5 separate regions of the Homo sapiens genome follow, and regions 1, 2, 4 and 5 are each linked to region 3. A link is a loop called in an ENCODE intact Hi-C map of the cell type or tissue named here. Cell type or tissue: heart left ventricle. All regions are shown on one strand. Links, peaks and the distances in the headings refer to the core of each region. The heading gives the core; the rest is flanking DNA.

Region 1 (5,968 bases), core at 1,156-5,155, 270 kb before region 3:
AGATGAGTTGAGAAGTTGATGGTGGGAGGCAGAACGTTCACTGTATACGTTTTTGAATCATTTTAATTTTTAGATCATGTGCATGTATTACTTTTTCAATTAAACTTTTTAAAAACTAGCTCTAAACAAACAAACAAAAAATAACAAAGAAAAAGACACAGCCCTGATCCCCTGGGCACTGGCCCTGACGGCTGCCTAGAGTTGATATTATACCCTATGGTGTCAAATGTCTCCTGTGTCATTGGCCCTATGGAATGCCTCACTGAATTCAAGATGGACTATGCAGTGACCTGCCTGGTTCCTGGCCCTCACAGCCCTCTCCCCAATAACTAGGGCAACATGACTTCCGCTTGTTGACTCAATGCTAGACCCAAGCCCCAGGACTAATCCTGTTCCCAGTCTGGAGAGATTTGACGGGCTAGCAGCTTGGGTTACTCTGTCTCAACCCACCTGGTTGCTGGCAGTGTCCTGCTCTTCGTGCTGTCTTGGCAGAGAGTGGTCCAGACCTTGTCTGGTGGAGACACACATCTCCATTTTTAGCTTGCTTGATTGTGAAATTTATCAAGGGGTAAAGAGGAGACAAGAGATACCTATTCGATCACAGCCTTCCCACTCTCCTCCATTTATTCACCAAATGCGGTTACTAAGAACCTTCTATGAGTAGGATACTAAACCAGCCTGGGCAGAAGCAAGTAAGAAGCAAATGAGTATACCAGTGCTCTCCAGGAACTCACAGTCTAGTAATAAACACTAATGGGCTGGGTGCAGTGGCTTATGCCTATAATTCCAGCACTTTGGGGGGTCAACTTGGGAGAATCACTTGAGGCCAGGAGTTCAAGACCAGCCTGGGCAAAAGAGTGAGACCCATCTCTACAGAAATAAATTTATTTTTAAATTAAACTTATTTATTTATGTATGTATGTATTTATTTATTTTGAGACAGGGTCTTGCTCTGTCACTCAGGCTGGAGTACAGTCACAGGCTGGAATGTGATCAGAGTTCACTGCAGCCTTGACCTCCCAGGCTCATGCAATCCTTGCACCTTAACCTCCGTATTAGCTGGGACCACAGACGAGCGCCACCATGCCTGGCTTATTTTTTTTTTTTTTATTTATTTTTTTTTTTGTAGAGATGGGGGTCTTCTTATGTTGCCCAGACTGGTCTCAAACTACTGGGCTCAAGCAAATCTCCTGCCTTGGCCTCCTGAAGTGCCGGTATTAAAGATGGAAGCCACCGTGTCTGGCCAAAAAATTTTTTTAAATTAGCCAGAGGCCAGGTGCAGCGGCTCACGCCTGTAATCCCAACAGTTTGGGAGGCTGAGGAAGGCAGATCACCTGAGGTCAGGAGTTCGAGACCAGCCTGGCCAACATGGTGAAACCCCCTCTCTACTAAAAATACAAAAATTAGCTGGGCATGGTGGCACACGCCTGTAATCCCAGCTACTCTGGAGGCTGAGACAGGAGAATCGCTTGAACCCAGGAGGCGGAGCTTGCAGTGAGCCGAGATGACGCCATTGCACTCCAGACTGGGCTACAGAGCAAGACTCTGTCTCAAAAAAATAAAATAAAATTAGCCAGGCATGGTGGCACACACCTGTAGTCCTAGTTACTTGGCAGGCTGAGGCAGGAGGATTGCTTGAGGCCAGGAGGATGAGGCTGCAGTAAGCCATTATCATGCCACGGCTCTCCAGCCTGGGTGACATTGTGAGACCCTGTCTCTAAAAAATAAATTAAACAAATAAAAAATAAAGACTGATGGAGTCCAACTCAAGAACTTTAATGCAAACAGGCAGGTGTGAGGGAAGAGAGAGGAAAGGATTGCTTTCAATCACCGGCAGCAAGATAAGGAGCAGTCCAGGAAAGTTTTCAGAAGGGGATGACATTGCTATTAAGACTTACGAGCTGAAGGGAATTCAGTAGCTGCAGATAGAGCCTTTCAGATCGAGGAGGTGGCCCGCGAAGGGGATTCCACTGTCACAAAACATAAAGGCTCTGCACTTCCGTTCCCCACTCCTCGGAGAAGGAGGGTAAAACACGAAGGCTCTGCACTTCCGTTCCCCCACTCCTCGGAGAAGGAGGGTGAGAAGAGCTGGGCCCTCAGAACCCAGGACCACATAAGAAGTTTTTTCTGTTTAAGACAGCCTTCTTCTCCACTATTTGTCTGGTAAATACCTCGTCTTCAAGCCCCAGCCTAAGGACGCCTCCTCCGGGAAGCCCACCATGACTTTTCCAGGCAGGGTTAGTTGTCCTGTCTGCTGCACTCCTACTACCCTCTGTTCTAGAGAGTTAGGGAAATTTAGAAGTTAGGCAAACAGGCTCTGCCACCATTCTGCCTGAGTTCAAATCCTTGCTCAGCCACTGCGTTGCTGAGTCATCTGAAGCAAGGCACTCCCCTCTCTGGGCCTCAGTTTTACCATCTGTTAAACGGCGTAACGATGGCACTGTCCTCCTGAAGTCACCGTGAGGATGAAACAAGGCAATGTCCCTAAACCAAGTGCCTGCCGTAGTGTCTGCTCTTGTTACTCATAACCATGGGCTGCTCTTACTGGACGGTGCTTGTGACCGCAAGAACCCTAAGGGCCAGGGCTATTCATCTCTGAATCTCTCTCTGCAGTGTTTAGAGGTGCTGTCCACAAGTCAGGTGTTCAATTTCTATCTTCTGAAGGACTGAACAAAACATGGCTATGAAAAGGGACAAAATGAATCAAGCCTTAATGCAAAGACACAGTAAATGCAGGTGAAATGACGGGAAAGGAGAAAGGAATGTAGGAAAGTAAATGGGGGAGAGGAGACGGTGCACCGCCTTCAGAGGAGAAAAATTCCTATTAAATTCCTGTTCCGCCTGTAATCTCAGCACTTTGGGAGGCCGAGTTGGGTGGATCACCTGAGGTCAGGAGTTCGAGACCAGCCTGACCAACATGGTGAAACCCCATCTCTACTAAAAATACAAAAATTAGCCAGGCCTGGTGGCAGGCGCTTGTAATCCCAGCTACTCGGGAGGCTGACGCTGGAGAATCCCTTGAACCCCGGAGGCGGAGGTTGCAGTGAGCCAAGATCTCACCACTGCACTCCAACCCGGACAACAGAGCGAGACTCTGTCTCAAAAAATAAAAAATTCTCGTTCATCTCTTAACGTGGGGACTTGCCCATTTATATTTGGACGGTATTTTTCTCTGGCTGTCCCACTTCCCGGGGCCTTGGAGCTCCCTCCCCCGCAGGGCGGCTTCTCTCCTCCTCCTCCCTCCTCCCTCCCGCTCCCAGGGGAAGGGCCGCGGCCGCAGCCCTGACCTCGCCTCCCACGCGGGCCAGCAGCCGGCCAGCCCGCGGGCGGGGCAGGAAGGGGGAGCCGAGGCTCCGGGCACCCGAGATCCTTAACTGCAGCTTCCAAAGCCCTGGCTGATCCTAATCAGTGTGGGAAAGGAGCGCCGGGCCCAGCCCGCCGGCCGGAGACGCCGCCTCTTTTCATAAACTTTATCGCCGCGGTGCACAGCCGCTGATAAAGCACCATAAATAAACGAGCGGGCGGGAGTGCGCGGCTGTCTGGAGGCTGCCGGAGCGCACGCCCTGCCTCGGCCCTGCAGCTCCCGGGGGAAATGAATCACACGCCGGGCTGCAAAGAGCAGCATGTTCTCCTCTCCAGACCAAGGCCGTAAATAATAATGCGTTCTTTCCCTACGTGGAGACCCTCACCTTTTGTCTTGTGCATTCCGTAAAAAGCTCAGGAGTTTCCTTCCGGCTGCCTGGCCTCCCCTCCTTGCCCCGGGGGGTTAGGAGTGCTCTGTTCTGACTTAGGCGTTTCCCTAGGGTGGAGCTCCTGGGCCTGGGTTGGGCCTGGGCGTGTGGCTCCGTGATCGTAAGTCCCCTCTGGCTCTTGCACAACAGACCGAGGCTGGAGCAGGGCAGGGAGGCCGCAGTGGGGCCTGGGTTAGGAGGGGGGTGGTTTGACATCTCTAGTGGTAAGTGATGGTGAGCCCGGTTCCCGCCGTGGTGGCCACGGACATGTGTGGTGGATAGCCTGCTGCAGCTGAGTCATCGAGGAACCCTGGGTACAGCTTATTCAGAGGCCAAGGGAGAGTGCATACCCTGATCACAAAGAAAGAAGACTTTGCCCCACTTGATGGCGTGTTCAGCAGGCCGCATGATCCGTGTCCCTTAGCTGTTGAAGTTTTGACTTGGGGGGTGCCCGAAGTTAATCTATGGTACAATTTTGGGGAGTAGAGTTTGAGGATGATTCCATGAACATGAAACAATCTAGAAAGTCAGTGGTGTGTGGAACAGCCCAAAGCAGGCCAGCTCCGCCACAAGGTCCAGTCTCTAACCCAACCCTGCTGCCACTCAGCTCTGTGGCCTCGGGCAGCCACTGCCCTTCTCTGAGCCTCAGTTTCCCCATCCTTCTAATGATCTCTAAAGAGATCTTCCAGCTCTTCTGCTCACTTAGTGAGAAATAACATCCTTGCTATAAATTCTTCCATTTCCGAGGTGTCCCAGCACAGGCCCCTCTGAAGAAACACTGTAATGTCCACTTAGAAGAAACCAGGGCGTGGGCCATTTCTGTAACTGACACCTCGTTAGCGAGATTAGCACTGGAAATTACCTCCTGGGGAGTTTACAGAGGTTCAGGAGCCCTCTAGCCAGAATAAAGTCAGCTTGTGAGGTAAAAAGATTTAAAAATAAAATCCAGTACTTGATTACAGCATTAGGTCAGTGTTTCTCTGCGCCCCAAGGATAAGCTCCATGGTGGCTGGGGTTCTGCTTCCTGTGAGAAGGATTGGCTGGCTTGAAACATCTCATCCCCAAAAGTCAAATGTTTCCTTTAGTGGGAAGCAGGGCCGGGAAGGAAGGAACTTCTGGTTGCAGCTCTAGAGAGTGGAATCTAGGAGTCCTGATAGATTATTTATGGTTCAGCACTCCTAGAGAGTGTGGATTTTGGGAGCTGACTCCTCCAGCCATGGCCAACAAGAGCCGATCACTCATGAAATAGAAATGAACAATGGCAGCCAGGCACCGTGGCTCACGCCTGTAATCCCAGCACTTTGGGAGGCGGAGGCGGGTGGATCACGAGGTCATGAGTTCTAGACCAGCCTGGCTAACATGGTGAAACCATGTCTCTACTAAAAATACAAAAATTAGCTGGGTGTAGTGGCGGGCGCCTATAATCCCAGCTACTCGGGAGGCTGAGGCAGGAGAATTGCTTGAACCGGTGAGGCGGAGGTCGCAATGAGCCGAGACAGTGCCACTGCACTTCAGCCTGGGCGACAGAGTGAGACTCCATCTAAAAAAAAACAAAAATAAAAAATAAAAGACATGAACAAAGGCCTGGTTCTTCTAGTACCCATTTCTGACACCACATGTCCCAGGAAACATGTGGCCCCAGACAGCCTTCATTTCCTGCTCTCCGGACAGAAGGCCACTCAGTCTTGTTTCCTTTATTTGCATAATGTCAAGAAAAATGAGTCACACCAGATTGTCATGTGTTAAGTAATATTGGCAAAGGTTTCCAACTGAGTTTAGAGTTGATTTCTTACCAAGGAACAATCACTCACTCTATTGCTGATTTATTACGATGTGAATGTGATCATTCTCTGAGTCTCAGTTTTCCATCCATGAATCCTTGTGATTTTTAATTTTTCATGTAGGACTGTCACGAGAAGTAAGATTTTTAAATTTCCAGAACAGAAATAGGTAAGGGAAACATCTAAGTGTGACTCCTCCAAAATCACTCTTGCTTCCAATTTTGTCTGCTGTTATGGAGGTCAGCAACTAAGGGAAAAAAAGGAGAAAACACATTAAAAAAAAAAAAGCCTGAATGTAAAAATAATTGGACTAACCTGCCAATTATTTTACAAAGAAGAGAAGCCCTAGTGTAGTGGTCCTGAAACTTTCAGAGTCACAGAGCTTTGTAGAATCTGATGAAAATCACATCCCCCACGCTCCTATGGAGATACAAATATATACTTGTCTTTGCAGGT
Region 2 (5,968 bases), core at 607-4,606, 200 kb before region 3:
TTGTGGGAGCTAAAATTTAAAATAATTGAACTCATGGAGATAGAAAATAGAAGGATGGTTATTAGAGGCTGGGAAGGGTAATGAGGGGGTTGATAGGAGAGTGGGGATGGTTCATGGGTACGAAAAATAGGAAGAATGAATAATACCTAGTATATGTGAGCATAACAGGGTGACTATAGTAAATATATATATATATATATATATATATATATATATATATATATAATTATTTTTTTTTTGAGACGGAGGTTTGCTCTTGTTGCCCAGGCTGATCTCGGCTCACTGCAGCCTCTGCCTCCCGGGTTCAAGAAATTCTCCTGCCTCAGCCTCTGGAGTGGCTAGGATTACAGGCATGCGCCAACACGCCCGGTTAATTCTGTATTTTTAGTAGAGACAGGGTTTCTCCATGTTGGTCAAGCTGGTCTCGAACTCCCGACCTCAGGTGATTCGCCCACCTCGGCCTCCTAAAGTGCTGGGATTACACGGCTGAGCCACCAAGCCCAGCCTCGTAAAAATAATTGAATCATACACTTAAAAATAACTGAAAGAGTATAATTGGATTGTTTGTAACACAAAGGCTAAATGCTTGATGTGACGGATACTCCATTCACCCTGATGTGGTCATTATGCATTGCATGCCTGTATCAAAATACCTTATGTACCCCATAAATATGTACCACCTACTATGTACCCCCAAAAATTAAAAATTAAAATAAATTTAAAATTTTTTTTAAAGGATGTATTCCTCCACTCCCAAACCGCCTTCAGCAACTACTTCCAGGCACATCAAGTAAAAACTCAGCATTCAAAACCCTTCGAACACACCCAGCATTCAGAGTCCTCCATACTCTGGCCATACCCCCAAGCTTCTCTTACCTATTTCCCACGAGCACATGCTTTTTGTACCGGCCATAGCCAGCCCCTTGCTGCTGGCTCACCCTTGCCTCTGAAGCTGTGCCATACTGTTCCCTTCACCAGGCACGCCCTCCATGCTCCTATCTAAGCATTCCCTCCTTGAGTCTCTCTAGACTGAGTCACATCCTTTCCCCACTGCTATGGACTGAACTGTATCCCCCAAAAGCCATAGGTTGAAGCCCTAGCTCCCCGTGTGACTGTATTTGGAGACCTGGCCTTTATAGAAGTAATTAAGGTTAACTGAGATCATAAGGGTGGGGCCCTAATCTGATAGGATTGGTGTCTTCATAAGAACAGACTTGCTCTCTCTCTGTGGTCACATGACGACACAGTGAGCAGACAGCCTTCTGCAAGCCAGGAAGAGCACCCTCACTAACAACCTAATTCGCCATCATCTTGATCTTGGATCTCCCAGCCTCCAGAGCCAGGAGAAAATAAATGACTATTGTTTAAGCCACCAGTCTATGGTATTTTAGCAATCATTCATACACACACACAGCATCTGCTTTGTGCCAGCCACTATACAAGTCACTTTAGACGCAGTATCAGTTGATCTCCATTTTACAGATGAGAAAACCGAAGCTTAGATTAAGCAACTTGCCCAAGGTCACACATCTGGTGAGATTCCTAGCCAGTGGTAAATTGCATAACATTCAGCCAACAAACAGAGCAGCTGCCATAAGCAGAGTTCTCAAATAATCATTTGTGTGGAAATCAAAAAGGAGGGCAACACAGTCTCTGCCCTCAGGAAACTCCGGAAGGGAGGAGAGGACAGGTAGGCCATGAGTTACAGGGGGCCACAAACGTCATAAACAGGCGTTTGTCAAAGGCCGCCGGAGAACCGGGAAGCAATGATTGGGCAAATCTGGGAAGACTTCCACAGAGGAGGTGGCAAGCCGGAACAAGGCACACAAATGCCAGGTGCTCGTAGAGGGCTGGATACAATGGGGGCTTCACTACCAGGCCTGTCAGGTGGGGCACCCCCAGAAAATCAGGCTGAGGTGACGGACTGGGACGTCTCGCAGCATGAGGCTGAGTTTAGGCAAAGCTGTCGGGGTCCCAGGACCCATGATTTCCCCCCACCCCCGTCTGCCCCATTCCCAACTTCTCTATGGGGCAGGAACTCGACGAGGGGCACCATGCTGCAGAGAAAGGGCGCCATGCCTTTGGGGCTGGGGCTCGGCAGAAGGTCCTCTGAGCGTGGATTCCAACAGGAGCTCTGCCGCCACCCAGCAGGGTGACCTTGAATACGTCTGCCCGCATGGCTGGGCTTCAAAGACCTTGCCTGGGTGATGTGTGAGCACATGTGATTCCCGCTCACACCAGGCTCTAGGCTACCGTGCAGGCGGGAGCGCGTGGGGTGGTGCAGATCCCTTGCCTCGCCCCGGTGGGGGAGGCTGTTTCTGATTTGGGGGAGCAGGCAGCGTGGGGCCTCCCGTTCAGAGCTCTCTCACCACTGGGCCTGACCTCAGGGCGCCTGGCTGGGGCCAGGAAGGCGTTCGCGTCAGACAACCCCAGCGGGGAAGCCCCCCTCTCCCGCGGGCCAAACCGCAGCTTCTTGCAGCCACTCGCCCCGGCCGGTTTCGGGAGGAGGGCGGCGCTCCGAAGGCGGCCGCGCGCAACGGGGCCTCGGTCTGTGGACCAGCGTCCCCTGAGAAGCAGAAGGGGTGTGAAGGGCAGGAAAGGGGCCGTGCCGGGCTGTCCCTCCCGCCGCCTGCTCCGCGGGTGGCGCCCGGGGCCGGGTGGCAGCGGGGTGTGGGCGGGGAGACGCGGCGGGCGCGGGGGCGGCCGGGCAGGCGGCGCGCGCTCGGAAGTGCCCCCGGGCGGCCTCCGCGGCAGGCGGCTCCTGTTTCCCGGCTCCCGCCCGGGCGGGCGCGGGGCAGCTGCTGGGAGGTGAGCGGAGCAGCGTTTTCCCACAGTCTGGGGCGGTGACACATGGCGCTCACACATTCCACAGCCGGCGGCCGCGCCAGGCCTGGCTGCGAGTCAAGGCAGCGCCGGGAGCTGCCGACGAGCAGGTTCCGACTTTGGCACCCGCCGCGCCGCCTTCCCGCCTTCCCCACGCCCGGCGGGGGCGGAGGGGGACGCAGAGGGGCCCGCGCCGGCGGCTTAACCCTTGGACGTCTAGACACAACTTTGATCAGCAGTTTATTGAATCTCAGTGTGTGTCTCACCCAGGTGCTGAATAAATGTCGAATGCATGAATGAATTACTGAATGAATGAACGAATGAACGAACAAATGAATGGACGCGCGCACACATGCTGTAGGGAGCCCTTCTTGGCTCGCTCACGTAACGCACCTATGCAACAACTGGCCAATACGCTTTCCAAAGCTCCTGACTCCCACTCCGTACATTCTTTGGTGGTGTTTCTTTGAGACAGAGTCTCTCTGTCGCCCAGGCTGGAGTGCAGTGGCGTGATCACTGCAACCTCTGCCTCCCAGGTTCAAGCGATTCTCGTGCCAGGCTCCCACCACCACGCCCGGCTAATTTTTGTATTTTTAGTAGAGACGGGGTTTCGCCATGTTGGCCAAGCTGGGCTAGAACTCCTGACCCTGTCAGGTGATTCGCCTACCTCAGCCTCCCAAAGTGCTGGGATTACAGGCATGAGTCACCGCGCCCAGCCACTCTGTACATTCTTGAAAGGCCCCTGAAGTAAGGGGGGGATGTTGGCACCCCCAGTTTACAAGGAGGAAAGCGACTAGGAGAAGTAGCTTGCTAGGGGTGGCTTTGCACTTCTAGATTCAGATAGGAACCGCCAAAGAGATGGGGAATGGGGAAGCGGGGACATCCCCGTCATCTCCCCTCCCACCATTGGACATGGTAGGCCGGGCGGGAGTCAAGGCAGTGCTTATGCCTCGACTCCAGCCCAGAGCCTGGTGTGAGTGAGCATCACCTGTGGTCAGAGATCAGCCATTTGCCTCTGAGTCGGTGATGAGGGCGTTTGCCAATCTCTGGCGGGACTCCTTCCCACAACTCTCTGTTTACTGATGAGCAGTGGAAACCTTGATCAAAGACTATTCTGGCAACCATTTGACAGAAACAAAAACAATTTGAAAACTGCTTTAAAAAAAAATAGAACTTCCGATTCTGGGGTGGAGATCTGTTCCTATGAGATGGCACCATTCCTGTATTCTGCTTCCCTTGGGCCTCTGTGTGACTCCTCTGGACCTCCAGCTCCCTTACTGCATCTAACTGCCCAGGGTAGAGACTACACTGAAACAGGGACCCTTCACTCCAAATCCCACAAACCGAGGAACCGGCAAATCATCCCACAAAGAAGCTGCCCAGACCCCAGGGCGCAGGAAGGGCTCTGGAAACACTGTGATGTTTCCAGAACTGCCTTACATACATTGCCTTTCATTCTCACAACACCCTAATGAGAGGGGTGGTATTATTGCCCTGGCTTATAGCTAAAAGTACTGACATTTAAAGAGGTGAAATCACTTGCCTAAGGTCACAGAGCTATAAATGTACTTGACCCCATGTTTGCCTAACCACCAACCAGTGCTTTGTCAACCAGGTCTCAAAGTTTAGATGTAATTCAGATTACATTCCGCATACACACCCTCTCCTCTCACCTCCTCATAGCACATGCACACATGCAGACCTGCCCGACCTTTACCTTCTCCAAGTATTAAGAGAATCTCACTTGATCCTCAATGGCTCTGACTTTGGTAGAACCTGGTAGAACTTTTCAAACTCACTTTTGGTCTGTGAAGTAAACTACCTCCACCCTCTGACTCCATAATCAATATGTTCTCCAATCATTACAACATAATCAAAAGACAAAGATGTCAGCCCTGGAGATTCATGACCAGCTGGCCACATTCAAGGTAACTCAGTTGATTAGCATTCACTGTGAACCTACTATTGCCAGGCACCTAACGTGCGTGCTGATGGAGATGAGAGAGGGGACTAGGAAAACAGAAGGACCCAGAGGAGGTAAAAAGGAGAAAACAATCCAGAAGACCCATACGCCCCACTTGGGGCTCCCAATCACTCAGATTGGAAAGATTCATAAAGACACAATTAGATCGTAGGCTGCTAAGAGATGTATAAACTAAGTGGCAGTATACAGGTGAGAATGCACCTGGAGGAAGGGTTGTCTAAACAGGTGACATTTATGTTGAGTCTTTATCTTAATTCATGTTGTGCTCTTATAACAGAACACCCCAGACTTGGCATCTATCTATTTATCTATTTTATTTATTTATTTATACATAAAATCTTTCAGAAAAAATATTTACTTATTTTTAATGACAGATTCTAATTGTGCTGCCCAGGCTGGAGTGCAGTGGCCATTCACAAGCACAGTCATAGCTCACCACAGCCTCAAACTCCTGAGCCTGGAACCACAGGCATGCAACACCATGCCCTGCTTTAGATAATTTTTTTTTTTTGAGATGGAGTCACTCTGTTGCCCAGGCTGGAGTGGAGTGCAATGGTGCGATCTTGGCTCACTGCAATATCCACTTCCTGGGTTCAAGCGATTCTCCTGCCTCAGCCTCCCAAGTAGCTGGGATTACAGGCACACACCACCACACCTAGCTAATATTTGTATTTTTAGTAGAGAGGGGGTTTCACCATGTTGGCCAGGCTGGTCTGGAACTCCTGACCTCAGGTGATGCACCCACCTTGGCCTCCCAAAGTGCTGGGATTACAGGAGTGAGCCACTACACCCAGCCTGCTTTGGATAATTTAATAAGTAGGAATTTATTGGCTCATAGTTCTAGAGGCTGGGAAGTCCAAGATCCAGGAGCTGACATCTGCTGAGGGCCCTCTTGCTGCATCATCCCATGGCAGAAGGGCAAAGAGAGGAGGAGAGAGAGAGAGAGAGAGAGGATAAAAGGGGGCTGAACTTCACCGTTTACAACAAACCTACTCCAGTGATAATAGCATTAATCCATTCACTCCACCTTCATGGCCTAATTACCTCTCATTAGGCCCCACTTCCCAACACTGTTGGCTTTGGGATTTAGTTTCCAACACGTGCTTTCTGGGGAACACATTGAAACTATGGCACCCTTGGAGAATGACTAGTTCTCCAGAT
Region 3 (5,968 bases), core at 1,303-5,302:
GAGGAAGAAAAAGAGGGAAGGGGATAGAAGATAAAGATGGAGGGAGGAAAAGAGTCTGAGTACTTTGGAGAGCAAACTCTTCCTTTAAGGGAGAGGTTGGACAAGCTGGCTCTTGAGTCCAGCTGTCTCTGATTCCATGGTTCTGAGGTCAGGTTTATAGGTGCCCCCTCCAAAGGGTGTTGTGATATTAGCTGCAAAACAGAGCTTAGCAACTCTCCTCGGAGAGTGCTTGTTTCCAGGCAGAAGCCTTCTATCAGAGCACTCATCCGCAACCTCCCTGTCTTCCATCTTGTCATTCACTGCTACAGAACGCTGAAAAACGCAGAGTCCCCTTTGAAAGATGCAGAGCCCGAGGCTCCAAGAGGAGTGAATAGTCTGAGCTGGGACATCCTCAGGCTCTGGGTTCCAAGTCCAGCACCCCCTCGTCCCATGCCTGTCAGTCTGTCTCACTGCTGGCCTCAGGTCCTTCATCCTTGAAGACTGATGTTATGTTATAACAGAATACCTGGTGTTTGTTTAAGCACCAGAAGTTCCCCTATCTTTTGAGAAACGCACAGAAAACAGATAATCCTCCAAAAATTATCCTCTTTCCCTGCCTCACTCTGGACAGAGAAAATGTTTGGACGTTACCACAAATTGCAATCACCCATAGAGGATTTGGGAATATCTCCAGAGGCAAGTTGACTTTTCAGGGGCTAGTCCTCTGGATCGCCCCGTTGGAGGGATGCGACATTTTTTTTCCCCCTGGGACTTTTTTCTTTTTCTTTTCTTTTTTTTTTTTTTTTTTTTTTTTTTTTTTTTTTTTTTTGAGACTGGAGTGTCACTCTGTTGCCTAGACTGGAGTGAAGTGGTGAAATTTTGGCTCACTGCAACCTCCACCCTCGGGTTCAAGCAATTCTCCTGCCTCAGGTCTTTTGTGAAGGTCTGACTAGCTGACGACTAGGTAGCTCCTGTGCTTGTTTGGCCTCAGATCCACGCCCTGCCCTCCCTCTGCTCTCTTTCGTCACAGGGGACCCACCCCTGCAAGCTACATTTGCCAAGGTCCCCATCTCCCACTGCCAGGAGACTGTGAGGAGGAAGAGGGAGGAAGCTGTCTCCCTTTATCTGACTGCTCCTCCTCTGGGGTCCCAGCTCCTGCCAGGGAATCTCGCCCACGGTTTTAGCTCTCACTGGGTTCTGAAAACACCACCTCCTCTCTCTGTCCGCAGCCCAGGAATGGTGGCGTCTCCCTGTCCTGTGCTCTCTAGGTCACCTTTCCCCATGTTTGCACTTTCATCTTTCAGTACCTTTCCAAGCAGTTCCCCTCTATTAAGGTCTCCAGAACGAATTATGTTTTCTACCTGGACTCTGCCTGTCTCCGTGTCACAGTGAACTTGTTGAGGCCCAGCCCAGAGAGGGTTAAAATGACAGAAGTATGGGACAGTTCAATCTCAACACCGCATTGACGGTCAGAGAGGCAGGGCCAGGAAGGAGGTTCCAGGAAGGAAGATCAGGTCTGTGTTGGCCTGTGCGTGCGGAGGCCGCCCAAGTGCAGCCTTGGCTCTGTGTGGGGACCAGGGGGCCTGGAGCCGGCCCCAGCTGTCCTCCCACAGGCCCCTTTCTTCTCACGCTCAGCTGCACGAGGCCCCACCAGGCCTGGCCTCCTCCGACGCTATGACGCAGTGTCGGTGCCTCTCACGTCCATGGGCCAGACCGTGTGACTCAGCCTCTCAGGGCTCTGCGCGGGCCAAGCTTCCAGGTCCACGTCACCTCCATCAAGGCAGGAGAGGAGGGCCAGGTCCGCATCACCTCCATCAAGGCAGGAGAGGAGGGCCAGGTCCGCGTCACCTCCATCAAGGCAGGAGAGGAGGGCCAGGTCCGCGTCACCTCCATCAAGGCAGGAGAGGAGGGGCTTCCTCAGCGACCTCAGCAAAGGAAGCAGGTGTCTTTGCTCTCCACTCCCAAACCCAGGCCATGTGGGATGCAGGAGAGAGAGCCACAGACTCTGCCTTCTCCTCTCCCACCCACCCCTAAGGCCTCTCACTCCCTCAGGCTGATGGGTTCTGACTGAGACTTTTTTCTCTCTCCTTTTTTTTTTTTTTTTTTTTAGATGGGAGTCTTGCTCTGTTGCCCAGGCTGGAGTGCAGTGGTGTGATCTCGGCTCACTGCAACCTCCAACCCCCAGGTTCAAGGGATCTCTTGCCTCAGCCTCCCGAGTAGCTGGGATTACAAGCATGTGCCACCGTGACCAGCTGATTTTTGTATTTTTAGTAGAGATGGGGTTTCGCCATGTTGGCCAGGCTGATCTCGAACTCCTGACCTCAGGTGATCCACCCACCTCGGCCTTCCACCGCACCCAGCCCTGACTGGGACTGTTAACAGCTTTACCCAAACAGGGACCGAAGGAGAGGCTGACAGTGTTATTCAGGAGCACAGATGCACCAGGTAAGAGGGAGGAAAGCTGCACCTTGGCTTCTGCTACGTGCCAGCCACTGAGCTAAGTTCTGGCATGCATTTCATGTCCTTTCATCAGTCTATAATGGGAGAGAGTCAGTCCCCTAAAAATGCAGCAGGCCCCATTCAGTACATCTTCACTGGCTACTATGCATTCTGCAGGGTTGAGTAAACTATGGGTCCTGCCTTCCAGGAAAGTTAAGGACATAAAGTTTGGAATCACCCAAACCTGCCTGGGTGTGAATCCAGACTCCTACAATTAGTGTTTACGTGACCTTGGGCAAGTGATTCTTGTCCCCCGAGCCTCAGTTTTCTCATCTATGAAATGGGCATCATCATAATCTCATCTCATTGAGTTCTTGAAAGATTCTCTGTTTTCTCATCTATGAAATGGGCATAATGTTCTCATCTCATTGAGTTCTTGAAAGATTTGTGTAAGTAACAAGCTTAGCATGGTGCCGGGCACAAAGTGAACACTCTTCAACAAGTCTGGGCTGTTTCTTGTTGAATTAATGAGTCTAGGATACACGTTCAGTCCTAAGGTAGCACCTGGGAGTAGGAAAGCATTTGGGAAGGCCGCCCCACTACTTCCGTCAACCCTGAGAAGCCTTCTGATCCTCACATAGGATAAAACGCAGCTCTTCCTTTCTCATGTTGGAAATCTCCAGTGACCTGACCTTGGAGGCATCCCACACGCCCTCAGTCCCCCGGCGGGCCCTGCCACCACCCCTCAGCGTTGCCGGATGTGCGGCTGAGGTCCAAGGTTTGGAGAGTTTCCGGGACTGGCCGGGTCACCCTGCGGCTCGGCCGTGTCTGGCAGCCCCACCCTTCCTGGCAGCCAGGCCCTCTGAAATTCCGCCAGCACCGGGGGACGAAGAAGGTCTTGCTAGGATGGGGGAGGGCGGGAAGACGGGGAGCACGAGCCGGCTTTGCCCTCCCATCCAGCCACGCGGAGAATCCATCCCTGGCGGTGCCGACTGCTCCTGCTAGTGGGGAAGGAAGCTCCTCCCGGCACCAGGACCGAGCGCCTCCACCAGGCCTGCTAGAGGATCACACCTCCATCTCACCATAGAGCCCCCCACAGCCGAAAAAGCCCTCCCACATCCAGTTCCCCCAGACACTTGGTGGCTTTTCAGGAGACACGGTTCTAACACCCATTTCACAGAGAAGAGCACTGAGTCCGTCTCTGGCCGTGAGGCTATGGCAGGGCTGGGACTGGAAGCAGGGCCTTTCATTTGACTTCTTGTAGGTTTCTTCCGGGGCACCACTTTGTTTTTGTTTTTGTTTTTGTTTTTTGTTTTGTTTTGTTGAGATGGAGCTTCACTCTTGTGGCCCAGGCTGGAGTGCAGTGGTGCCATCTCGGCTCACTGCAAGCTCCACCTCCGGGGTTCAAGCGATTCTCCTGCCTCAGACTCCCGAGTAGCTGGGATTACAGGCGCCCGCCACCACGCCCGGCTCTTTTTTTTTTTTTTGTATTTTTAGTGAGACGGGGTTTCACTATGTTAGCCAGGGTGGTGTCGAGCTCCTGACATCAGATGATCCACCCACCTCGGCCTCCCAAAGTGCTGGGATTACAGGTGTGAGCCACCGTGCCGTGCCCAGGGCACCACTTTGAAAACTGGCATAGAGGAAGAAATGGCCACCTTCTCACCCATTGCCCACCCCTTTCCGCCTCCACCCCTCACACAAGCCTGACACCACCTTGACAAGAGGACTGCTTCATTTCATTGCCCTGGGTCGCTAGAGCCTAGTGCCCCAGGGTGTGTTGACTGGCTCGCTCCTTTCCTGCCGGATCATCCTGCTTCTTCAAGCTCCACCCATCTCAGGATCAGCCTTCCCTTCCAACCGCAGGCCTGACCCCACTGCTCTACAGGAGGAAAAGGCGCTCTGCGCTTTGTGGCCGGATCCGGGGTTCAGCAAGTCTCATCCTGGAGCTACCTCCATCAGAGTCAAGCTGTGCAGAGGCCCGGGGCAGCTCAGATGCTTGGGTGGGGGTGGCGAGGCACGGCTCCTGCCCTGTCAACAGAACCCGCAGAGGTCTTCAGGCTGCCCCCTTGAGAGCAGACTCTGTCACCCCTGCCCTGGCAAAGACCAATTGGAGAGAAGCCATTTTGGAGCCAGTCACTCATTAAGGAGGGGGAGGTGACCCTTGCCCTGCCTTCTTCCCTGAAAACAAAGTCCTTCCTTTGAGCTCTCCAGAGGCTGGCCTCCTGCACTGAATGCAGCCACAAGCAGCCCCCAGGGAGCCCCAGGTCCTGGGGACAGGCCCCAGAGGCCTGGCTTGGAGACCCTGGCTTGGAGGCTCTCCCAGGCCTTGGAGCCTGCTCTCTTCCCTGGGATAGAGGGGAGGGCCTGCCACCCGCCACCCGCCTCCTGGATCCTGTCATGGGACAGAGCTGGGCCTGAGCTCAAGGACAGAACAGGCAGACAGTGATCTGTGTTTTCTGGGAAGACAGCCAGTCCTCGTGCCCTCAGGCTTCCGGGCACTGAGGAGTATGGCCGAGCAGTCACCCGCCGCCCTGGCTCAGCCCCCTCCAGGCCCAGGCTGGGTGGGCACACCCCGTCCCTGGTATCCAGGCCAGAGAGCTGCAGCAGGAGGGGCCATCACGCTGCTCTCTCTCCCTCGCCTGTGGCTTCATAAACTAAACAGTACAGCATCAAGGGGAGCGGGCATGCAGGCTGAGCTCTGAGCCGTGCCAGCCTGTGCCCCAGGACACACAGAGGCATCGTTTGGTGGGTGCACCCTGAGCATGTCTCATCCTTTCCCCCTCAACGAGGCTGAGCTGCTCAAGGGCATGGGAAAAGCACTAATTTGGCCTCAAAACAGCATTGGGTTCCAGTTCCTGGGCAGTGCTGCCATCCACCCGTGGGACCATGGCGAGTCATTTCATCCCCTGAGCCTGTTTTTTCAGCTGCGCCGTGGGGCAGTAACCTCCGCTGTGCCCCTTCCTAGTTGCTCAGTCTTATGGTGTCAGGCAGCTGTGAGAGTACCGAAGCCATGATACTCCCACGAGAACTTCTCCCTACTTTTTTTTTTTTCTTTTTTTTGAGACGGAGTCTCACTTTGTCTCCCAGGCTGGAGTGCAATGGTGTGATCTTGGCTCACTGCAACCTCCCCCTCCCAAGTTCAAATGATTCTCCTGCCTCAGCCTCCCGAGTAGCTAGGATTACAGGCACCCGCCACCATGCCCGGCTAATTTTTTGTATTTTTGTAGAGACAGGGTTTCAACATGTTGGCCAGGCTGGTCTCGAACTCCTAACCTCAGGTATCTGCCCGCCTCGGCCTCCTAAAGTGCTGGGATTACAGGCATGAGCCACCACGCCCAGCCTCTCCCTACTAGGGTTTCATAAAATCTTATTGACCTGGTTTCATAATTCAATTTCACATATGAGGAGAAATGAAGGCCAGGGAGGGTGTAAGTCACTGGCCCGCAGATTGGAGCTGTCCTCAGGCATCCCTGGAGGCCCAACGAGCAGCCCGGCCAGGCCCGTTGTGGTTGACAGAGTTGGTGTCTGCCCACCCGAGGGCAGGACA
Region 4 (5,968 bases), core at 605-4,604, 290 kb before region 3:
CTTGTTGGAATGTATCATCCTGTCAACTCATTTCCCAAAAGAACTTGGGAAATTAAAAGAACTAAGACACTTTAAAGGGACCTAAAGCCCACTCCCCTCAATATCCATAATCCACATGAGTCTGTCATGGAGAAGGTGTAAACACTGGGATGGGCAGTTACCTTCAGCTCCAAGAGTAGGGATTTCTAAGAAGGAGTAAATACGTGGAACGGGAAGAGGCAAGGACTGAAGTAAGAAAAAGAAAATCAAGGAGAATGACTGCGTCTAGGAAGTCAGAAGAGGACCAGAAGACTTAGCAATAGTCTTGGTTACTTACTCAGGGCTGCAAGTAACCATGATATCCATGTCAGGAAGGAAGGACCCAGTCCAAGGAAGTACATATGGTCCAAAGAGCTAGGGTACGAAAGTAGGAGGCAGGGAGGCAGCTTGTCTTCAGGATGTAAAGCTGAATAAGCAACCCTGTATGTTTGCAGTTCCCTGGTTAATTTCCAGCCATAAAAAATATGGCCCAAGATTTACAAAAATATCCCTAAAACATTCCACATGCGTCTCAAGGCGGAGGGTAATTGTTATGAACAAATCCACACAAACTCTTGTGCCAAGAGCAACAAGTTGAGGATAAGGAAGGAATAGGAAACATGAAAAAAAGGGCCAGTCAGAAACCAGAATGACAGATGTGGGCTATCCTCCCCTCCCAGCAAAACAAGAGGGCGGGAGGTCCTTACAGCACCTCGAAGGCTTATCGCGGTGGGGAAAGATCCAGCACAACAGTCCTAAAGGGTATTTCCATGGTGGAGGATGCTCTGGCGGTGCAGCTGTGGGAACATCAGGTAGGAATTCACCGTAACCCTGCAGAATCTTCCTTTGACATGGCAGCCTCTGGACCTGGAGGGAGATCATCCAGGCCAACCCCCGTCTGTCCCGGAATCCCCTCCTCACGGGCTCCTTCCTAGCCAGTTTCTGCCTCAGCACTCTCAGGTGTGTTGACGTATAAGAAAGCTCTCTCCCATATTGAGCCAAACTCTTCCCTGGAGAATAGCAGAAGAGCAGGAAGAGTTGGGGGTGGGAAGTGTACCTTTCCCTCGAGACTCCCTCGGGTACCTGAAGTCTAATGTCCCAAGCTAAACATCCCTCAGTCCCTTTACTTTCTGTGACATGAGTTCCAGTCCGCCACTCTCCTGGCCAGTGTCCTGGGGACATGCTCAGGTTGGAACAGAGTGGGGAACTCCTGGGCCAGGCCTCCCTCCCTCCACCACTCTGTAGCTATCAGAAGACTGTTCTGGTGCAACAGCAGCTGTGTCTCCATGCACACACACACACACACACACACACACAAAAGAGTGCTAGACCCTTGCTACAATGTTTAGTCACATGGAAAGCAACTCCTTAGCTACCCCTTATCTGCCCCCCACCAAAAAATTCGTCTGAAAAGTTTGTTTTGTTCCTGACAAAAATCCATGGTGAGGATATCAAAGTCCCTTGTGGCTGCCACTCGGCCAGTGTCACCCTTCCCTCCTTCCTTCCTCTCCACTTTGGTCCTTCCTGTGCTGAGACGGAGCCTTATCAGGGCCTCTACCCCATCTTCAGTTCTGTATACAGTTGTACTGTTCACCTCCCAAGGGTGCCCCTCACCCCTAGTAAGCACGGCCAAAGAAAGAGAGTTCACAAAGCATAGCACGGAACACTGACAGGCGCTGAGTCAGGAAACATTTAGTTCCCACCTAACAAAATGAGATCCCAACCCACCCAGGCTGGAAACGGAGGGAGGCTCTCAGCCTGGTCAAAGGGGCTGAATCCCTGAGCCTCCAACACCTGCTCCTGGGCTCCTCCTTCCTCTTAGAGACCCCTGAGGGCACCTCAGGTCAGGAATCCAGCCACCTCTTTGAAGCAAATCCAATCCCAGCCCTTCAAGGCTGGCCATGGACAGAGTCTCCCCACAGGGGAGCAGCTGGAAGGAGCCAGGGCTGTTAAGACCCAGCTGCATGAAAAAAATGGCTGCTTGCTTCTGTGTAGTGTCTTGAAGTTTACTGACCATTTTTACACTGATCATCTCATTTGGTTCTCGGCATAATCCAGTGATATGGATAGGACTGGAGTAATGTTAATTTTCCAGATGAGGAAGTTGAGGCCTGGAGAGGAGAAAACATGAATTCCACAAATTTGTATAACAAATCAGAGAAAGAGTTTATTTTAGAACCAAAGTCTCTAATCTCTTTCTATCAGTATTGACACACTAACAGCCTTAAAATGCACCCACCTTAAATACTTTATGCATTCAGCAAGAGCCCAGTGAAGGGCCCCAAAAGTTGAGACTCAAAGCAAGCAGCCCCTGTCCTGCACTTCAGCCCTGAACTCACGATGGCACAGTGGCGTCCTCTGAGTACAGACATCTGTATGAGCCCAGAGGAGCACGTGGCCACACACTGGGGCAATGCAGGTCCCGCCGATGCAGGAGGAACATTCCCACGGATGACCACAGTCTGCACCAGGCTGTTGCTCTGGGAGATGAGAGAATCAGCAAGCAAAGAGCTGCCGGCCCTGCCCAGTCTCTCAGGGGCAACAGCCTAGGCCCGAAGCTGGCAAGCGCCCACCGCTTGGGTGTGACTCGGCTGGGTGCCCAGTCCTGCAGCCCGTCCAGGTCTCAATTCCTGGTAACACCCTAGTGCTTCACCCTCTTGCATATGGAAGAAGAGTCATCAGTCTGGCTGCAGCCCAACCTCAGCAGCTGATTGGAACGGGAGCAGAAGTCTTCACTAGACTAACCCTTTTTCCACTAGCTTATTCAAACTTGAGCTTTAAAGCTATTATTTCAAAGGACTGGACATCAGCCTCATAAAATATGCCTCTTTTCTAAACAAGCACATTTTGTCATCCACAACAGGAACACATTTAGCACCCTTCTAACTAACAACCTGCAAAGAAATTCCTGATGTCATTCAGTGTTTACCAGGGATTTCCTACATGCCGTCACACAAACATTCACCGACGGGCTCACCACGGGCAAGACACTGTGCAAAGTGGGATGTAAAGATACTAGGGAGAGGATTTGGCTTGCTCAGTTCAAATCCCAGTTCTTGTATTTAATAGCGGTATGACCTTGGGCAAGTTACTCAACTTCTCTGTGCCTCAGTTCTCGTATATGCAAAATGGTGATACTAGGGCCTAGCTCACAGAGTTACAAGAATTCAATAAGATAGTCACATCTAAAAGCGCTTTAAACAGTGCTCTAAATGCAGAAAGCCCTTGAAAAATGCTAGCTATTATTAAAGGTATATTTTTACTTATTCCTTTCAATATCCCAATGAAATGGGAACTGTTACTATCCCCACTTCACAGATGAGAAAATCGGTTCAAGGCATTCAACAAGTTTGTCAATGTCATAATGCTAGTAAGAGGCAAACTCAAGACCCTAAACAAGGTTTGTCTGAATTCCATGCTCTTATTCACTGTACTGAACAATGCTACAATCAACTTTTCCCCCAGAAAACGAAACACACACACACACACACACACACACACACACACACGCTTGCATGTGGGCACCACAAAAGCTCAAATATAAATTTGGAAGCTTCCTGGTCCCTGAAACCCCTCCACCCCACCCCCTGTAGAGCCTATGAGAGATAGGTCAAGAAAGTTTGCTTCAAGAATTTTCTTTCCCCACCCTCCCCCAAGTTTTTAATTATGAGTAATTTCAAGCATTAAAGAGAGTCAAAAGAATAGAACAATGAACATCCATATAACTTCCACCTAGACTTAACAATTCTTCACACTTTTGTGATCATAGGCTTCTCTATTTATATTTCTGCTAAAACATTTGAAAATTGTAGACACCGTAACATCAATCATAGCATCACCCTTCTCTGTGATTGTTTGTTAGAGTAAAACGAGTCTTGGTAATAGATTCTATCGAATTACTGTTAATATTCTTGGGTGTAATTTGCTTGTTATTATGACAAAGATCTTTATTCTTAGGAGCACATGATAATAAGGTTAAGGATCTCCAGGTAAGATCAGCCTTCATTATCCAGGTGGGCTCTAAATCCAGTGCTAAATATCTGCTAAGAGACACACAAAGAGACATTCAAAGAGAAGGAAAACACCCTGTGAAGAAGGAGGCAGCTATTGAGGTGACGCAGTCATAAGCCAAGGGATGCCTGGGGCTGCCAGAAGCTGGAACCAACAGAAGGCTTCTCCTCCAGAGCCTTCAGAGGGAATGTGGCCCTGCCAACACCTTGAGTTCAGATTTCTGGTCTCCAGAACTGAAAGCAAATACATTTTTGTTGTTTTAAGTCACCAAGTTTATAGTAATTTGTGGCAGCAGCACAGTCCTAGAGAACTAATATCCCCTAGTCACGGGGTCCCTGATACACTGTTGGAGCAAAGCGTGTGTGCTGAATTGAAAAACTGAAACAGCTGAGAGTGGCTTTATGCCTTTTTCATATCCCACAGCCAGGGAAGCACCTCCAAAGGCCACTGGACTCTGGCTAACAAATATGACACCAGAATAGGTGTCAACTGAACAATTTGTTCCTTTTAATCAGGTGTTTTAACCCCACTCTGTATTCATTGTTCTGCCCTCCTTAATTTTACTGTAAGTGACTGAATTGACTTTTGATGTATTGCCAGCACACAATAAATTATGAGCCTCTCTCTTTAAGGTTGGAGAGGGGAGGAACTCTACTTCCCTGTTCAGTTATTTCAGGCAAGGGTGGGAGCAGGTTTTCTGTGCCAGCAGCATCCTGATTATGATTCAGGATGTGTGGCCGAAGGCAAACAGTTCCTCTTCAAATTCAATCAAATAGGAAGGAGCAAAGGCCCAAACAAGAAAAGCCTGGTTCTCTTTGTGTGCACAGCCAAGGGGTCCTGGGAAGCTCGTGAGGGATGACACCCTATCTCGGCAAGACTGAGCATAGAGCGGTATTCAAGAAATTCTGCACATATTCGAAACGGGCTTCCAATCCTGGCCTTACAGAACCACATTTTGGACAATACGAAATCCACTGCAGGGGAAGTTATTTGAAGGCTAAAGGGGCAGAGGTTAACTAGAATTAACGTGTCTACTTTTTAGTCTCTTCTCCCTAAGAAGAAAAAATATTCTATATGCAACTTCTATGCTGTTGATTGTGTCTCCAAGGGGCCCAAGTGACTACTTCCACTTGTACATACATGGTGCAACTCGAAACAGGGATTTTTCACTCAGTAAGCCATGACCCATTAATGGATTGAGAAATCAATTTAGCAAGAGGGCCAGCAATTTGGCTTAAATGAATGGAAGAGGAGAGGAAATCTTTGAGTACATCTTGCATAGTAAAAGGGTAAATATCGTACCACGAAATTCTCCTTCAGTCTTATACAGATGCTCCTCAACTTACGATGGGTTCATCCAGACGTAACCTAAGGACCATACTGAATGCATATCACTTTCGCGCCATTTTAAAGTTGAAACATCACATATGGAACCACTGTGAGTTGGGGACTATCTATATGTGTTTGGGTCACTGGTTTGTAATAGAAAAGATACTCCTCACTGTGAGTCATGATCCAAAAAAGTAAGAAAGCCACTGACTTAAAAGAATAGATTCCACCAAACCAGAAAGCACTCTGTCCCCTCAGCCAAGCCCATGTTCCTGAGAGCACTGTTTGCAGTTACAATAGGGCACTCAGTTAACAGGGACAATTCACCATGCACCTGAGAGGGGTTGGCATCTGAAACCAAGGCATGCCCATTCCCTGGCAATCCACTGGCATGTCTTTCTCCTGTTCAAGCCCCTCCATGCGTGAGGCTCATCCTCTTGGTTCTTGAGATCCTATTTCTTTTTTATTTTTATTTTTGAGACGGAGTCTGGCTCTGTCGCCCAGGCTGGAGTGCAGTGGCGCGATCTCGGCTCATTGCAAGCCCCACCTCCTGGCTTCACGCCATTCTCCTGCCTCCACGCCATTCTCCTGCCTCAGCCTCCAGAGTAGC
Region 5 (5,968 bases), core at 873-4,872, 490 kb before region 3:
ACAGGATAATAGTTTTGCAAAAATATATCCAAAAAATATGCCTAGAAAGAGATCTGAGGGGATCTACACCAAACTGTTAATATCTATCTTTAGGTAGTAGGGTTTTAGGAGATATTTGTCTTTTTTATAATTTTCTGTATTTCCAATACAGAAAATGAAGGTGTATCATTCTTAGAAAAAATACAAGTGTGTATCATTCTTGGAAATTTACTTAAAATGAATGTGTATCATTCTTAGAAAAAAATATTAAAATTATTTAAAAGAAACAAAATTTTGTTCTTAAATATGTGTATTCTTTTCACATCTCATTTTTCAGATACATGAAATGGCAGCTACGAAACATCTTAAAAGGTCAGAAAATAAATGAATTGTTGGCTAGAGGTCAGCCAACAATAAAAAATTTGGATGATCAAAACTGCTTGACATATATACAATGCTAGGTGAGTTAATTTTATTAAGGCTGAAGAGAAAAAAATGTATAAAGGTTTTCAAATGAAGAACCTGGCCTGACTGGCATGTGTCCTTATTATGATCCCAGCGTGTCCATCTTGCAGAGGGCTTAAAGATGATCCACATCAGCTCCCACATTACACAGACAGGTAAGGCACTTGCTCCAGGTCTGGGAGCTGTTTACAGCAAAGCCAGGACTAGAACCCTGTGTCCAGCTCTAGCTCCCATCTCAGGGCCAAAGCTACAAGGACACCCGCCCTCTCCGTGTGACCATGGAGGATGCCGGGGCTGAGATTTCCTTCCTGGAGCGCTCCAGGTATGCATTCTGACGGCTCACGTTACTTTCTTCTCAGTGGCGGTCCTTGGCTCTAGAATGTGATCTCCTTGGAGATAGACATGGCACTAGGCGTGCGGATCCTGTCTGGAGTGGGCAGAGCTTCTTCTAGAATACCAGGGCTTCCTGCCACATTCTCTTCACTGCACGGCAGTTTGTCTGTGTTCTCTGAAGTACTCTTCTGGGTTAATTTGCCCTAAGGGAGGAGAGCAGAGATTGGAAAAGTCAAAATATTAGATTACGTGAATATCGCTTATAAATTACTTGGAAATTCAATTCTACCACTATCCCCTGAGAATGTCCTCATTGCTGGGAACTGTCCTCACTGCTGGATCTTTGGGAGGAAGGAGGGTGATGAAAGGAAAGAGGAAGATGCTGTAGACACTGCCGCTGCACTCCAGGGTCTCAGAATCTGAGTGGGGGAATAGTCAATGGGAAGAAGGAGCTGTAAAATAAGGCAGCCTAGAAGAATGTGAAAAGGTACAAGCCGAATACAACACCAGCAGACTCAACAGGGATTGTTTAGTTTGGAGGGAGGAGGTCCCTAAAGGCTTCCAGGAAAGGATGGCATTTGAGATAGGTCTTTGGGAAATGGGATCTCAACATTTAGAGACAGAGAAAGGAGCATTTGAGGTTGAGGGAGCTGTGAGTGACAGTATGGTCAATGCAGATGCAGAACGGCCTTGGGGGTGGAACTAGAAACAGGTAAGGGGCCAGTGTGGCCGGAACTCAGTGCACATAGGAAAATATGAAGAGAAGGTGTTGGAGGGATGTGGGGTCATGGTTTGAGGTGCTTGAAGAACCCATAAAAGTATCTGGACTTATCCTATATGAAAAAAGGAGGTGTTGCCTGCAGGATTTTGAGGTGAGCTGTGCTTTAGGAATTTTTTTTTTTTCACATTGGAGGGGAAAAGACTAGAGTCAGAAGCAGTCATTTTAGAGAGAAGAAATAATCGTGATGACAGGAAGATCCCAGGTCCCCTGCTTCCAGCTGGCGAGGAGAGAAACCAAGCTCTTTGGTTCTTCTTAGACTTTGTGGCTGCTCTTACAACTTGCTGAGAGAAACTTCTGAGCTGGTGTTTCAGCAGCTTTAGTTAGAAGCCAGGAAATGTAACTAGTGATGTTGGTGGCCCCTCTGCGATGGGTGGAAGGCTGGCGTCCTCCCCACTACCATGCAGGAGAAATTGTGCTCCCACGCTAACAGCTGGGACCCCAGTGTGGTCCTGAGTCGGCGACTGTAAAGCTACATTTTCCAACTAAGGGATGCCTCAGGAAATAATAAATCTCTCAGGATTTATGGGCCAGGAAATTCTTTCAGGAGAGAAAATAGAGAAGAGGTAAAGCAGAGATGGGGCAAGGCAGGAGAGCAGCTGCCCAGGACCCTCCTGGCACAAATATTGGGCTTGGTGAGTTGCGGAATTGCCCATCAGAACTCATGGCTGAGAAGGACTTGAAGGATAATCTAATAGGATCTCTTTTGCTTTCCCCTTCATTGAACTCATGCTTCCTTCTCTGCAAAGTAAGAAGGTTGAACTCAATGACCTCCAGGGTCTTTGCCTCCAGGTTATTTGATGCTTGTGGTGAAGCCAGTCTTCTCACTAAGGGCTCTGGTTATGCCACATGCCTCATTTTCCCCAGCTGAAAATGCAATCAACCGAGTCACCTATCACCCATGTTTGGGCTGAGGATTAACGATGGGAGGACATCTGGAGACTTCCCTCGGAGGGATACAGCTGGGTCTGATTACCTCTTATTTACTGTCTTTTTACTCTGGAGACGGCCCACATACTCACCCTAAGGAACAATGACAGAAGCATGCAGACCATCCCAACACACCCTCCAAAACACCCCCAGCCCAGCAGCCAGTCGCCATGCATAAAATGCATAAATCCACAAACGCAGACTCGGGCACACACATAGGCACACGCACACACGTCCTCTTTCTTCGCCTTTTCTGCCTGGTGTCTGTCAAACAGTGCATCCCCTTCATTCTCAGAGATCTGAGACCGGCCTTGTTCTGGAGTTGGTGAATTCCAGCACACCCCCTGCCTTCATTCCAAGCTGGAGCTCCGGGTGCCGTCAGCAGATGGCGCCCGGAGCTCTCAAACGACTGGGTGAATGCCTCGGGCCTGAACTTCTGGCCTCCCCACTCCCACCCTTGGAATGGGATAATTTGGGAGTCATCTGTGGGAGGGCTGCCAAGGCCTTAAATTTACTACTTGGAGCTGGGATAATTTTCCCCAGACGGGGCATGGAGGGGGAGAGAGGAGGAAGGAAGCGGGGTGGGGGCTGCAGACCTGGTCAGGGCCACGACAGCTCCAGCTCTGCCAGCCAAAGAAGGCCTCACTGAGAGGCCCCATCCAAAGGGGTGTCTGAAACAAGGGCAGGTCACACCCTGGAGGGGGAAATGCTTTCACTGCTATGAAAACCCAGGAGAACAGAAGGATTTACAGACAAAAAATAAAGCCAACAAGAGCTTCCAAATCATGTCTATCCCTCCCACTTCCAATCTCTGACTCATCTTCTAAGCCCAGTTTCAACCTCACCTACTGTGTGAAGCTGTCCCTGACCCACACACCTCCTGTCAGCATTAACCATTCATTTCCTTTTAACTTTTTATTCTGGAATTTTCCAAGCATATACAAAAATAGAGAATATGATATAACAAACTCTCTTATACCCACGCCCAGCTTTAATAATGACAATTATCAATGTTTTGCCAAATTGTTCATCTATTCTCCAACCTTTTTTCTGGAATGTTTTAAATCAAACCCCAGACATCATATCATCTCACCCCAAAACACTTAAGATGTTTTTCCCTAGCGTTACTTATTTATTTATTTATTTTGAGATAGAGTCTTGCTCTGCCGCCCAGGCTGGAGTACAGTGGTGTGAACTTGGCTCACAGCAACCTCCACCTCCCAGATTCAAGTGATTCTCCTGTCTCAGCCTCCTGAGTAGCTGGGATTACAGGCTCCCGCCACCCTGCCTAGTTAATTTTTGTATTTTTAGTAGAGACAGGGTTTCTCCATGTTTGCCAGGCTGGTCTCGAACTCCTGACCTCAGGTGATCCGCCTGCTTTGGACTTTCAAAGTGCTGGGATTACAGGCATGAGCCACCGGGCCTGGCTTTCCCTAGAGTATTTTAAAACAACCTAGACATCTGCATGCATCTCTGACTGAGAAGGACTGCTTTCCCTTTAACATAACCACTTGCCATTATTATATCTAACATTTACAATCATTCTTTATGGCACTTAGCTCCCTGTGGCATTTGTCATGGTTCGTTTGGTGTGAGAGTTACACCGAACATAAGTGTGTATCCCCTCTATTTGACTGTAGTTGCGTTTGGAGCATGGATCAGACCTCACTTATTCTGGAGTTCTCAAGGACTCCCAACAGCACCTGCTCAGAAGCCCTGGAAAGTCAGAGCACAATTAAGGACATTCGCTCTAAGAAGACACTCTCACGGTTATCGCTGGAACCCAGGGTCCCTCCAATTGGAAATGTGAAGTCAAAGGAGGAAATTGCTCTTAGGCTGAGTCACAAGACTCGTGTCCTTTTCTCCTGAGGTAGATAAGAGACACACACACAGGCAGATACACACCTCATGCCTCCAGGAGCCGCAGAGGCAGAGAATGCAAAAAATGTGGTGGTGCCAGCCGCAGCGAGGTCTGGAAATGCCTTCTTAATTGAGCCTTTCTGGGAGCTGCACAGGCTGGCTGGAGGAGGGACAGGAATGGAGAGGCGAGTGAGGTGGAAGGGGCCACGAAGGGCCATGTCTGAGATGGGGCCCAGGGGTCTTTGATCCTACTTCGTTTGTCATGAGTTTAGAGACCCAGAAAAAAGAGCCTTGAGTTTCTTCCAATAAAGCACTGTTACCTGAAAAATGCCCATCAGAACAGAATTGCTCCACCTTTGAATGGTTCTGTCTATAGGAAAGTCTTTTCTAATAGGAGCCCAAGTCTCTTTTCCTGCAGCTTTCACACACTGGGGCCACTCTGAACAAATTTAGTGGTTTGACAGGAATGATTAGGGGTGGGGATGGGACTCAGAAACCTCTGCAGGGTGCCTAGTAAGTGCTAGACATCTTGCATGCATTAAGTCGTAAACCAGAAAACTCCAGAGAGACCTTTGCTGTGGATATTACTGTCCCATGTTGCGGATGAGGAAAGGGGCTCTGGGAAGTCTGCAGGTTGCCCAGGACACAGGTCCACCCAGCTCTCATCTAGCCTGTCTTCTGGTTTCCCTTCAGATGGCTGGAAACACGGCTCCTGGCTCCTCGAGCCCTCTGGTCTCCCGGCTTCAGACCTCCCTTACAGCACATACTTTCCCAGCCCATCATGACCAGCTTCTGGGGTTCCCTCTGTTTGGTCTGCAACCCTCTTCAGTGAGATCCCAGACAGGGACATAAGCATTCTTGTTGCTTTGCTGGGAAAGCACGATATGCCAGCCAGCAACCGATGTACATCATCATTTGCTTGAAGAAATAACATGAGCTTGTGACTCCTGGCCACACTCTGGGTAGCAGGAGGAGCACAGTCTGAGGTCAAAGGATGTCACAACTCTCAGCCAGGCTGGCTGAGACAGGTTCTAAAACAACCCTTTCCAACCTACTGCTCTCCTACTCCCAGGACCTGGAGCCACTGACCCTGCCATGGAACAGGTTGCATGATGTTTTACATCAAATTGTATTGATTCTTTGGTGAATAGGTAATACGTTCTCATGGTTTAAAGTTTAAAATGGTACCAACGATATAAAGTAGAAATCCTCCCTCCTACTCCTTCCTCCCATCACCCATCTTCCACTTCTAGGAACAATGTTTCCAGCTTCTGGTGCATTCCTTCAGATGTAGTCATCATGGATACAATGCAAATAAGTAGGTATATGTGTATCCCTATTCCTTTTTCCTTTTTAAATACAAAATCAGTGTATTATACTGTTTACCACTGCCCTCACCTTTAAAAAGTTTTTTAGATTTTTTGTAGAGATTGGATCTTGAGATGTTGCCCAGGCTATCTTGAATTCCTGGCCTTAAGCGATCTTTCACCTCGGCTTCCCGAAGTGCTGGGATTATAGTTGTGAGCCACTTGAACTCCCTCCTTTTATTCACTTAGCACGTATACCTGCAAGTTTGTGACTTGAAGGGGTTTAAATTTACCCTCTTCTGCACCAGTGGTCCGA

Evidence for each region. A loop is a pair of places that touch in the nucleus more often than their neighbours do. Peaks named below come from ENCODE experiments on the same cell type or tissue, not always from the same donor. Only the 100,000 strongest peaks of a DNase experiment are listed, where the experiment ranks them.
Region 1: a loop joins it to region 3, with 3 times the contacts of the local background. A loop is called at or near these places in 27 of 110 quality-filtered maps.
Region 2: it touches region 3 in a loop (3-fold over the local background); 14 of 110 quality-filtered maps call a loop at or near these places.
Region 4: a loop joins it to region 3, with 2.8 times the contacts of the local background. A loop is called at or near these places in 4 of 110 quality-filtered maps.
Region 5: it touches region 3 in a loop (3-fold over the local background); 6 of 110 quality-filtered maps call a loop at or near these places.

Annotation. Positions count from the first base shown.
Region 1 is chr3:193,999,896-194,005,863 of GRCh38, forward strand. LINC02026 (long intergenic non-protein coding RNA 2026) reads right to left here and starts at 3,764. Exons shown (of 3, transcript NR_033944.1): 1 at 3,690-3,764. LINC02028 (long intergenic non-protein coding RNA 2028) reads right to left here. Exons shown (of 3, transcript NR_136179.1): 3 at 5,561-5,759. RefSeq lists a silencer at 3,290-3,459 and an enhancer at 3,823-4,338. In heart left ventricle, for the core only: no CTCF peak of the experiment used is centred there; DNase peaks (open chromatin) are centred at 3,446, 3,516 and 3,896; H3K4me3 peaks cover 1,173 bases; H3K27ac peaks cover 1,476 bases.
Region 2 is chr3:194,068,440-194,074,407 of GRCh38, forward strand. LOC102724877 reads left to right here and starts at 1,650. Exons shown (of 6, transcript XR_002959666.2): 1 at 1,650-1,836. LINC02028 (long intergenic non-protein coding RNA 2028) reads right to left here and starts at 2,531. Exons shown (of 3, transcript NR_136179.1): 1 at 2,383-2,531. RefSeq lists a silencer at 2,549-2,728. In heart left ventricle, for the core only: no CTCF peak of the experiment used is centred there; DNase peaks (open chromatin) are centred at 2,502 and 2,882; H3K4me3 peaks cover 1,329 bases; H3K27ac peaks cover 1,482 bases; H3K27me3 peaks cover 1,232 bases.
Region 3 is chr3:194,266,510-194,272,477 of GRCh38, forward strand. No RefSeq gene overlaps it. Among named protein-coding and RNA genes, the nearest start is that of LINC02048, 7.2 kb to the right of the region's middle. RefSeq lists an enhancer at 4,537-5,468. In heart left ventricle, for the core only: a CTCF peak has its summit at 3,472; DNase peaks (open chromatin) are centred at 1,642, 3,282, 4,356 and 4,782; H3K27ac peaks cover 3,425 bases.
Region 4 is chr3:193,979,886-193,985,853 of GRCh38, forward strand. All of the region lies in intron 1 of LINC02026 (long intergenic non-protein coding RNA 2026), which reads right to left. Among named protein-coding and RNA genes, the nearest start is that of LINC02026, 21 kb to the right of the region's middle. RefSeq lists a silencer at 4,555-4,849. In heart left ventricle, for the core only: no CTCF peak of the experiment used is centred there; a DNase peak (open chromatin) is centred at 2,606; H3K27ac peaks cover 665 bases.
Region 5 is chr3:193,778,086-193,784,053 of GRCh38, forward strand. No RefSeq gene overlaps it. Among named protein-coding and RNA genes, the nearest start is that of LINC02038, 63 kb to the right of the region's middle. RefSeq lists silencers at 2,823-2,882, 3,135-3,429. In heart left ventricle, for the core only: CTCF peaks have their summits at 2,872 (motif pointing right) and 3,072; a DNase peak (open chromatin) is centred at 2,886; H3K27me3 peaks cover 1,098 bases.